Regions from separate parts of the Homo sapiens genome. Here region 2 is linked to region 1. Evidence: chromatin loops called from intact Hi-C (ENCODE). Cell type or tissue: adrenal gland. All regions are shown on one strand. Each heading gives the region's core, and the rest is flanking DNA. Links, peaks and the distances in the headings are about the cores only. Region 1 has its middle 160 kb from the start of NLRP1. Region 2 overlaps LOC339166 (a long non-coding RNA gene).

What was found. Peaks named below come from ENCODE experiments on the same cell type or tissue, not always from the same donor. Only the 100,000 strongest peaks of a DNase experiment are listed, where the experiment ranks them.
Region 2: a loop joins it to region 1, with 4 times the contacts of the local background. A loop is called at or near these places in 1 of 110 quality-filtered maps.

What each region holds. Positions count from the first base shown.
Region 1 is chr17:5,741,746-5,747,129 of GRCh38, reverse strand. No RefSeq gene overlaps it. Among named protein-coding and RNA genes, the nearest start is that of NLRP1, 160 kb to the right of the region's middle. In adrenal gland, for the core only: no CTCF peak of the experiment used is centred there; no DNase peak of the experiment used is centred there.
Region 2 is chr17:5,797,242-5,802,625 of GRCh38, reverse strand. The region is part of intron 1 of LOC339166 (a long non-coding RNA gene); the gene reads right to left. Among named protein-coding and RNA genes, the nearest start is that of NLRP1, 220 kb to the right of the region's middle. In adrenal gland, for the core only: no CTCF peak of the experiment used is centred there; a DNase peak (open chromatin) is centred at 2,155.

The DNA of each region.
Region 1 (5,384 bases), core at 65-5,064:
AGTGAACAAAACAATCAAGAAGCTGGCCCTGCGGAGCTTGGATTCTAGTAGCGGACAGACAGACAATAAATAAAATTAATTGGATAGGCCAGGCATGGTAGCTCGCGCCTGTAATCCCAGCACTTTGGGAGGCCGAGGTGGGCAGATTACTTGAGGTCAGAAGTTCAAGACCCAGCCTGGCCAACATGGTGAAACCCCATCTCTTCTAAAAAATACAAAATTAGCCAGGCATGGTGGCACCTGCCTGTAATCCCAGCTACTTGGGAGGCTGAGGCAGAAGAATTGCTTGAACCTGGGAGGCAGAGGTTGCAGTGAGCTGAGATTGCACCACTGCACCCCAGCCTGGGCAACAGAGTGCGACTTCATCTCAAAAATAAATAAATAAATAAATAAATATTGGATAAATAGTATATTGGTGGATGATAAGTGTTATGGGAGAAAAAGGTGAAATATCTTCAATGTAACCCTGGCTAATAACAGTTGTATACTTAGGCCCCAATAGAGGTGGGCAAAAAGGACCCAAAACCTAACTCTGAGCTAAAGTTGTGGCTTCTCCCCTGGCCTACCCAGGAGAACCTCTGTACCTGTGTGAAACCCTGAGAGGAAAAAAGAAGGAGCCTTCAGGGGTCCTCAGTGCATTTTGCAGTCTGGCCTCTGAAGAGGAGTCAGTTCCGTTGAGTCATGAGGGGGCATCTGGGCCATATAAAATGTGGGCTGAGTAGAGGAAGGGCTGCTTTCTATCCAGAATGAATCTGCCATGGGTGACACGAATCTGCCTGGCACTTGGGACAGAGCAGTAAGCAATGAAATGAAAGTGTGCTGACTTTGGACCAGGTGCAGTGGCTCACGCCTATAATTCCAGCTACAGGAGGGAAGTGGGCACATCACAAAGTCAGGAGTTTGAGACCAGCCTGGCCAACGTGGCAAAACGCTGTCTCTACTAAAAACACAAAAATTAGCAAGGCATGGTGGCACGTGCCTGTAATCCCAGCTACTTGGGAGGCTGAGGCAGGAGAATTGCTTAAAACTGGGAGGCGGAGGTTGCAGTGAGTGGGGATCATGCCACTACACTCCAGCCTGGGCGACAAGAGCAAGACTCTGTCTCAAAAAAAAAAAAAAAAAAGAAAGAAAAGAAAAAAAAAGTGTGCTGACTTTGAACTGTGCCATTTTTTTCTTCCTAACTTTCTTCCCATTCCTAGACTTGGATGTCCATGTTTAGGGACTTAAATTCCTGGAGAGGGTATGATTCTGTTGTTTCTTCCCCTCTCTGCAGCCTGAGAGCACAGACTAGATGTCACCGTTTCCAGACTTTTATTTCATCTCTTCTAGGTAAAGATCTGCCAATTTGGTAACTAATGGCAGCATCTTCCTCCCCTTTCCAGCTCACCTTCTAGAACCTTATGCAGTAAATAAAAAGAATATTACTCAGCCTGGCTTAGCAGGAAAGCAGAAGGATGGGCGTATGGGGGGTTTCAGGATGACATTTGAAACCATGTGTCTCCTGCAGCACCAGACAGACTGTCTCAGACCCCTGGGAGGAAGATGTAACACAGACAGTCACTTGACCGTGCAAAAATTAAGTACGGTTCATTAAAACACAATATTTAGGTGTAGTAATTCTTCAGAAGCAGCTTTGAATAATTGAAGATGCATTTAATTTACTGTATTGCTCTGGTGTGAATACTAAGAGTGAGACAATAGCAATTTTTAAAGTTGAGTAAATATTGATTAATAAATTTTCAGCACAGAAGTTCCTTGTTACCAGACACATGGTTTAATTCTCTGTGCACAGGCCTTAGCTCATGCATGCTGACATTTGGCTAGTAAGTCTATTTTAAGCTCTGCCAGGCTCCCTGCTCTTATACTCACCACGTGCACCAGTTTCCAGCCTACCCACCAACCACAGACTTTGATCCCTACCTTTCTTTCATGATAGACCCTAAAAGCTCATAGAATCCATATTATTTCCAGATAATTTCTTAAATATCAACTTCATAGTAATAATATTAATGCAAAGAATGTATTAAACTTTTTAACGTAAAAGTTTACATTTTTCCCATATGCTGGGACAACTCCATAAAATAACTACTCTACCCTTCTTACTACAGAGACCTGGGTTGGTCCTAGGTCCAATCTCACTAATCAATAGCTTTGTGTCACACTAAATAAATGACCATGTACTGGCAATCTGGGAAATTCCAGTGCTTAAATAATGGCATCAGTGATAAAGAAAAATAGAAGCTAAAGAAATAACTCAGTGCACATGCATGAATAATAATTAGAATGAAAAAGCAATGGGACTATGTAAAACTTTTAAGAGGGCCCATGGAAAGAGTCCAGGACTTAGAATTTGGGGACCTGTGTTTGAAACTCAACTTTGTTACTTTGAGGGCAAAGGATATGAACAGACACTTCTCAAAAGAAGACATTTACGCAGCCAACAAACGCATGGAAAAAAGCTCAACATCACTGATCATCAGAAAAATGCAAATCAAAACCATAATGAGATACCATCTCACACCAGTCAGAATGGCGATTATTAAAGTCAGGAAACAATAGATGCTGGAGAGGCTATGGAGAAATAGGAATGCTTTTACACTGTTGGTGGGAATGTAAATTAGTTCAACTATTGTGGAAGGCAGTATGGCGATTCCTCAAGGATCTAGAATCAGAAATACCATTTGACCCAGCAATCCCATTATTGGATATATACCCAGAGGAATATAAATCATTCTACTATAAAGACACATACACACATATGTGTATTGCAGCACTATTTACAATAGCAAAGACATGGAACCAACCCAAAAGCCCATCAATGATACACTGGATAAAGAAAATATGGTACATATACACCACGGAATACTATGCAGCCATAAAAAACAATGAGATCACATCCTTTACAGGGACATGGATGAAGCTGGAAGCCATTATCCTCAGCAAACTAACACAGGAACAGGAAACCAAACACCATATGTTCTCACTCATAAGTGGGAGTTGAACATTGAGAACACATGGACACAGGGAGGGGAACATCACACACCACAGCCTGTTGGGGGGTGGGGAGTGAGGGGAGGGAACTTAGAGGACGGATCAATAGGTGTACCAGGGCACACGTATACCTATGTAACAAACCTGCACGTTCTGCACCTGTATCCCTTTTTTTTCTTTTAGGAAAAAAAAAAGAAATTCAAGTTTGTCACTTTGAGAGTAGACTTTTAATTACCAAGCACTTACTTGGCACTCTCACATGAATTAAGTTGGTTAATGTTTCTTTATCTTCTACCCTAGATGGGGCACTTCTGCTTTCATGCCTACATTTGATACTCAATATTCCAAAATGCTACACATTACTATATAATTATGTAGTGGCACATTCCAATATGACTATATAATAAATTATACAACATAATAGGAATAGACATCATAAATTATATATCATAATTTGTATGCTCCAACAGGATTTACAAAGCATTTGTCCATAAATTGTCTTACGTTTACATTGTGGATCTTCTCAACAACTCTTCAGTGGGTATCATCACCCACCTCTTTTTTTGTCAATGTGAAAGGAGAGTCTCAGAGAGCAGGTGCGGCTGCTCAGTGGTGGCCAGAAGACCAGGTCTACTGACCCTGACTCCAGAGGCCATGTGACCATAATGTCATTCATTGGTCTGTAGCCTCAGCACCAAGACCTTGGTTAACCTCTTACATTCTTTTTATGTCTTCCTAATACAAGTAAACAAGAATAATTGTCAGTGTACAAATACAAATTTTGAGCATCACAGATAAAGTAAAGCAAACTTCCCTTGACCATCACTTTTTATTTCAAGTTCTTTCCCCAAATATATCACTGACCTTAGTTTGGTAACTATGCTTCCAGAATTGTATGTATGTATGTATGTATGTATGTATGTATGTATGTATGTATGTATATACACATTTTTTAGTGTATAATACAATATTTGGAACACCCTATACTAAAGCAGTTATTTGTTACTTATCTGAAATTCACATTTAACTAGGTGACCGTATTTTTATTTGCCTAATCTGGCAACCCTTTCCTAAAGTATAGAGCCAGGCACTGCCAGGCTGGGTAACCAAAAAATTTACCTCACTCTCAAAATAGGGAATCTTTACCATTTCTGCCCAGAGACGTCATAATTACTATATAATAGTAACTTCTATGTGATTCCCTTTCTCCCCTTTTGTGGTACAATATTTTGGGTATATCTATGTTTTTTTTTCTCTACCACAGTTCACTGGGTATTCGTGGGGAAGAGCAATTGAGTTGAAATTGACAGGTCACTCGTTCATGAGGAGCAGCAGGCGACCTGAGGAAGAACCTGCTGCACATCACACAGACTGGACAGTCTGCTAGTTGCCTGCCCAAAATCCATTTGCCTTTTTTCTTTCCTGGTAGAATATCTTTAGTATTTGGGGTAGCAATGTACCCAGCTAAAAAAAATTTTTTTTGCTTCCAATGCAGATAGGGGTAGCCAATATCACACAAGCACAAGTCATTAAGTAGAACTCCCAGAAAGGCTGAGAAGGCAAAGAATCATGCGCTTTTGCTTTTCTCTGCTTTATTTCTTCTTCCTGAATGGAATGTAGATGTGATGGCCAGAGCTCCAAAAGCATCTTCAATCATAAGCAACCTTGAAAATGAAATCACTGCACTAAGGATGATGGGGCAGACAATAGATGGAACTTGGGTTCCTAGTGGTCATGGAGCTGCCATACTTGTTAAGGGCTGGTAGCCTCCAGCTCTCCTCTATGCGAAGGATCAATAATAAGGCTTCCTCTTATTTAAGCCATTGGTCTGAGTTTTCTGTCATGTTCAGCTACCACTAGTCTAAATTGACATATCCATCCTACCCCTGCTAATTTCAAATGCCTCCTTTATCATATATTGAATTCCCATGTATGATCTTTTGCTGGTTTCCCTGTTCTGGTTCATTTATCTATTTTTTTTTCCTGCACCAATACCACACTGTTTGATTATTAATGCCATATATTTTGGTGTTTAAAGCAGGGGTCCCTGACCCCCAGGCTGCAAACCAGTACCTGTCCATGGCCTGTTAGAAACCAGTCCACACAGCTGGAGGTGAGCAGCAGACTAGTGCACGTTGCCACCTGAGCTCCACCTCCTGTCAGATCAGCTGGGCATTACATTCTGACAGGCGCCCAAACCCTATTGTGAACTGTGTATGGGAAGGATCTAAGTTGTGAGCTCCTTATGAGAATCTCGCTAATGCCTGATGATCGGAGGTGGAACGCTTTCATCCGAAAACCATCTCCCCCACCCCCGTCCGTGGAAAAATTGTCTTCCACGAAACCGGTCCCTGGTGCCAAAAAGGTTGGGGATCGCTGGTCTAAAGGAGAAG
Region 2 (5,384 bases), core at 197-5,196, 55 kb before region 1:
GTGTGTGTGTGTGTGTGTGTATGCAAGAGAATTTGCTAAAGCATTTGGAGTGTGTGTGTGTGTGTGTGTGTGTGTGTGTGTGTGTGTGTGTGTGTATGCGTGCATGCCCATGCTGGGGTGGAGGGCAGCTTGGCAGGAAGAACAAAGATAAAGAGATCTGATTTACACTAAACCCAACTGGGATTCATTGAAGGCTTTTAAGCAGTAGAACGACATGGTCAAATCTATTTTAGAAAGATCCCTTGGGGGGAGGATATCATCAACACAGGAGTCTGAGGTTGGGGGTTCACTCCAAAAAAGGATGCATTTACAAAGGCACATGAACCCTTGCAAGGCAGCTCGCGGTGGGAGGGCTAGAAAGCTGGGTCACCAGAGTGTGGTGAGGACAAGCAGCTCGGTGTAAGTGTCCCCAAGGCCTTTGCTAGCAAGCTCCAGAGTCCACGAGCCCGGAGCATCCACAGCAGCTGTGGACAAATAGGGCTTACCAGTGTCCAATGTGTTTATCCACCTGAGGCAAGGTTAGCTCAGCAGTCACGCCCTGCAGCCTTCACTGACCATTCCAGTCTAGCACTTGGATCACCCCCTGAAATGCCCAGCCTATGGTTACAGACTTTTGTAAGCATGTCCACATCCTGCACTGCACTGCCCAACTTCACTGAAACTCCCCCAAAGCAGGGCCCCAACTTGGCCATCCATGTTCCTCCTGAAGAGCTGGAATCGCGCTCCAACCCACTGGTGTTAAGTACATAAGCACTGATGAGTTGACAGGCTGCTTGTGGATTGACTGATTATCACTCAAGTTGCCTGAGGTTTAATGGTTTCAAAATTGAAGAGGGCACGAATTGGGCTTTCCCCCTCACTCCCCGCTCCCCTCTTTTGCAGAAAATATCCTAAAAATAAAATTAAGATGCCAGGACTGCCGTCCTCCCAATTTGAGAAGAAAATTCTTAGCTTCCTTCCAATACATTGTCTTTTGCATATAAAGACAATGCTCCCAACCTGTCCCTTTTCTCAAAATGAAGGAAACAGCTCTGAGTTCTGTTCAAAGCAGATAACTTGGCCCCATACAGTCATCTGAGCTCTCACACGTTTGTGACCTAACCTGCAGGGGTCACTAGGGGTCAGAGGATATCTCGGGGATGTCTGGATAGACTGGGGCTCCTCTGATAATCAGGACCGGGCCAGGCGCAGTGGCTCAGGCTTGTAATCCCAGCACTTTGGGAGGCTGAGGCAGGTGGATCACCTGAGGTCGGGAGTTCGAGACTACCCTGGGCAATGATGAAACCCCCATCTCTACTAAAAATACAAAAATTAGCCAGGCATGGTGGCAGGTGCCTGTAATCCCAGCTAACTCAGGAGGCTGAGGCAGGAGAATGGCTTGAACCTGGGAGGTGGAGGTTGCAGTGAGCCAAGATCGCGCTGCTACACTCCAGCCTGGGTGACAGAGCGAGACTCCATCTCTCAAATAATAATAATAATAATAATAATAATAATAATTAATTTAAAAAAATTTTTTTAAAAGATAGCCAGGACCAAGGTCCTCATTGAGGCCAGGGTCAGGGCTCAGCCTGCAGCATGATGCAGCTGCCCAGTCCTCAGAAGCAGCAATCTGGGCATCCTCAGCCCCAGAATCTTACCACAGACTCAGGAGGCCCAGTCCAGGTCAGATGTTCTCAGCTCCTCAGTTGTTCATGTGCAGAACAGACCCGCCTGTCACTGGACCTGCCTCTGAGTCCGCACTACAGAGCAGCCTGGCCAGCCCCGCCTCCCTCTCAGAAGTCGGTTTTATATCCTGCTCTGGCACCTTCTCCCAGGGAGTGCTCTGAGGGTGTGCTGGAGACAGCGGTGGCTCACATCACCATGACAATGACGCGGCAACCCAGACAGCTCCTCCACTGTGTGGTCTATCTCTCCATCTGGGTCCATGGGTTGTCTTTCAAAATTAAATCAGAAACTAAGGAAAATGAATAAAAAATCACTGGGCCGACTGGTTTTTCCCACTGAGGGCTTCTGAAACCAGCCGCCTAGAAGTCCATTTATGAGAAACTGTAAGTAACCCTTCATCCAGCCCTAGCCACACCCTGTCGTGAATTCTCAGGGCTGCTGGGTCCCGGAAGATGATCTTCCAAAGGCAGGGACGGGGAGAGAGAAGGCATTGAGTGGAGCAAGTGCGCCTGGGGAGAGGATTTGGTCCCCTGGGGGTGAGGGAAATGTGCCCCCGTTTTGATCAAAGATGGAAGAAACAGCAGACTTCGGCCATGCTGAAGATTCCTTCCACAGCCAGATGCAGGCTTCATCATGTGGCCTGTGGCCAGAGAAGAGTGTCATCCTCCTGGTCAGCGAATACATTTTGTACTAACTGAATCTCGTTGCAGGAGAATCTTCCTGGCTTTCTAAAATCTAGTAGTGTTGCCGGTGGAAAACCTCATTCAGACAGCAGCTCTGTGGACTGGGAGCAGCGGGAGGAGGACAAACTTTGAGGGGACTTTTTCCAGCTAAGAATGGTTTTTACATTTTTAAATGGTTGCAACAAAAGGAAGAAGGTGGAGGAGAAGGAGGAAGGAGAGGGGGAAAAAAAGAGGAAGAAGGTCATATATGACCCTCAAAGCCTAAAATATTTACTCTGATCCTTTACAGAAAAACTTTACTGATCCCTAGTCTAAAGCAAAGGGCTTGAATTTCAATCATGGTCCACAAATTTCACTGTGAACAAAAAAATTCTTTGTAACTTTATTTCAAGCTTCTGCTACGGTGCATAAACCAATCTCAGGGGACCCCCTCCTTTCCCTGGGGTTGTGGCCACATTCCTATATAGCTCGAAGTCAATTGGGTGTTCAATGTCGTCCATCCGCACGAGCATCTTCTGAGATGCCCATCATCCTCTCTGCCCCTCGCAGGTCTCTCATCTGGCTCTTTCAGGTCTGCAAGCTCCGGCCTGTATTTCTGCGGCTTGTCTGAAAACCCAGCAATCATTCAGCTGCTCCTGCACCGCAACAGGGAACAGGATTTTTACAGATAGACCATATGGTCCCACCTTGTCGATAACTTCTTTCTCTAAGCTTCCCTGGGGTCCCCCTCAGAGAGTGGGGCACAGGTCCTCTCTGTTCCCAGATCCCACAAACTTCTCTTGGGGTCATGCTGCCTCCCCAGGGCTCTGCCCAGGAGGTAGGGACCAGATTGCTCCCCCCGGGACACACAGGGAACTATACTCTCAGCTTCTCCTCCACTCCTGTGTTCTTTTCTTCCCTTAGCGTTTGGAATCTTTGCTCTTCCAGAGACCAGATGGTGGTTACTCTTCTCAGTCTCCCGGTCTTAAATATTTTTGTCTGACTGTTCAAAGGAGCTTTTTGTTCTGTCTAATACTGTTATTTTAGAACATAAAATTCAGGAAAAGAATTCACAACCCTTTCCTTTCTGACATACCCCTTTTCTCTGAAGGAATCAGTACAGAATGATCAGACTGCTTAAAATTGGAGAGAAGGCCATGCTGGAGGAGAGAAAGGTCTGCGATATTTCACAACTATTTTTCCATCATGCTAAGCTGTTCATTTGTAATTAACTTATTTACTTATACCAGGCTTACTATACAGCCAGCTTATATTGGCTCTCAAGAGCCAATTGTTGAATTTTCAGAAAAGTTCCAAGCTGGTTGTTAAACCATTGGTAGCTTGAAATTGGCCACAATAGGAGCATTTATACCACAAAAAGTGATGAACATACAAAGCCAGGCATCTCCTGACCTACCTCCAAAAGAGCCAGTTGTTAACATTTACTAGCACACAACTGCTCATACCCACCTCATTCCACAAAGGACTTCAGGTAGATTTTCCAAGTGCGGTGTGTCTGAGATGTTAATCACTGCCAGTCCCACTCATTCTCACTCTAATTAGATTTTTTCTACTCAGAGTTTCTGCTGAATAAGCAGCTATGTTTTCTACCCGACGACCCTCCCCACCTTAGCCCACATGTAGCCCTGGCTAACTGGCCTGTGGTGGGCACCCGGCGCAATAGAAGACAGTCCCTAGGAGGGCCAGAAAACCATGCCTTGGAGACCTTGGCTCAAAAAGATGAGGCTATATAGCACTCAGTGTATGAGCTACCCCAGATCTGCACATTTGATTTCTATCTGGAATGGCTGGAGCCGTGGCTTGTCCCATTCCTGTGGTCTTACAGTCAAGTCACAGTCAGAGTCAGGTTGCTGTGGACTCTACCCCTGCAGCAGCCTGGGGGACTTGCTCAAAACCCTCATCGCCACCTCACCCCATGCCTGCTCCAAGCCTCTTGCCTCCCACCTCAGGACGTCCTTGTTGCTGCAGAGACAAGAGACACCAGGGGACCCAATTGAAGCTCACATTACAAACAACCCAGAAATGTGAGGAATTAGCATCCCTTGAAGCAAATTCTAACCAAAAGGATATGGGAGCCCACAGATAAATTCTTACCCTTCCTCCCCTAAGAGTCCAGCCTAGATCAGTGCTTCTCAGTCTCAGCACTGCTGACATCGTGAACCAGATGATTCTTTGTTCAGAGCAGGAGATGCTGTGCCTTGGAGGATGTTTAGTAGCATCTCTGGCCTCTGCCCACAATATCACCAAATGCCATTGTCATCCTCCTGGACATGGCCATCAAAAAATGTCTCTAGATGTTGTTCAGTGTTCCCTGAGGAGCAAAATCACCCCTGACTGAGAATCATTAGCCTGGACAGACCAGAGATGCTGCAGTTTCACGTGGCCTCTCTGAAGATGTCCTGCAACGCCGAGAAATCAGCTGTTAGGCAGCTGCAGCCAGCTTAGCGACACACTCTCCTGCATTTGCTCTCCCCTGTTTCCGCCTCACTCCCCCTTTCTCTCACCCCTGCCTCCCTGAAACTACACTTCCCAATAACATGTAAGCTTTTTCTCCAGTTCTGTTTTCTAGAGAACCTGGGCTAAGACACTTGCTAATTAGATTTCATCGCAAGAATGTGAACTAAGAGACCCAGAGGAACGTTGCCACGCAGTGGTGGAGGCTGCAGCTGGAAGGAACCGTCGTGCTGGGGCTGAATAGAGGAGTACAGGAGACAGGAGTGAGCACAAGGTGGAATAAGTCTGCAAGAAAGAGAACAGGACAGAAGCACAGAGCAGACCCGCTGAGAGAGTGGGAGCAAGCGTGGGAAGGAACAGGGATTCCTCTTAAACCCTCATGGAAAACCCTGTGCTTGAGTTAGCTTAAGTGGGTCTCTATCGCTTACAATAACAGAACCACTGAAACTTTTGGAAACACCCTAATTTCCCACAGAGCTCATACAAAGCTCATTTCAGCCCAATTTAAGGAATAACATTTTAACAATTAAAGACGTTCTCTTTTGGAATGGGGAGGTGCAGGACAAGGGACAATGCGCTTCC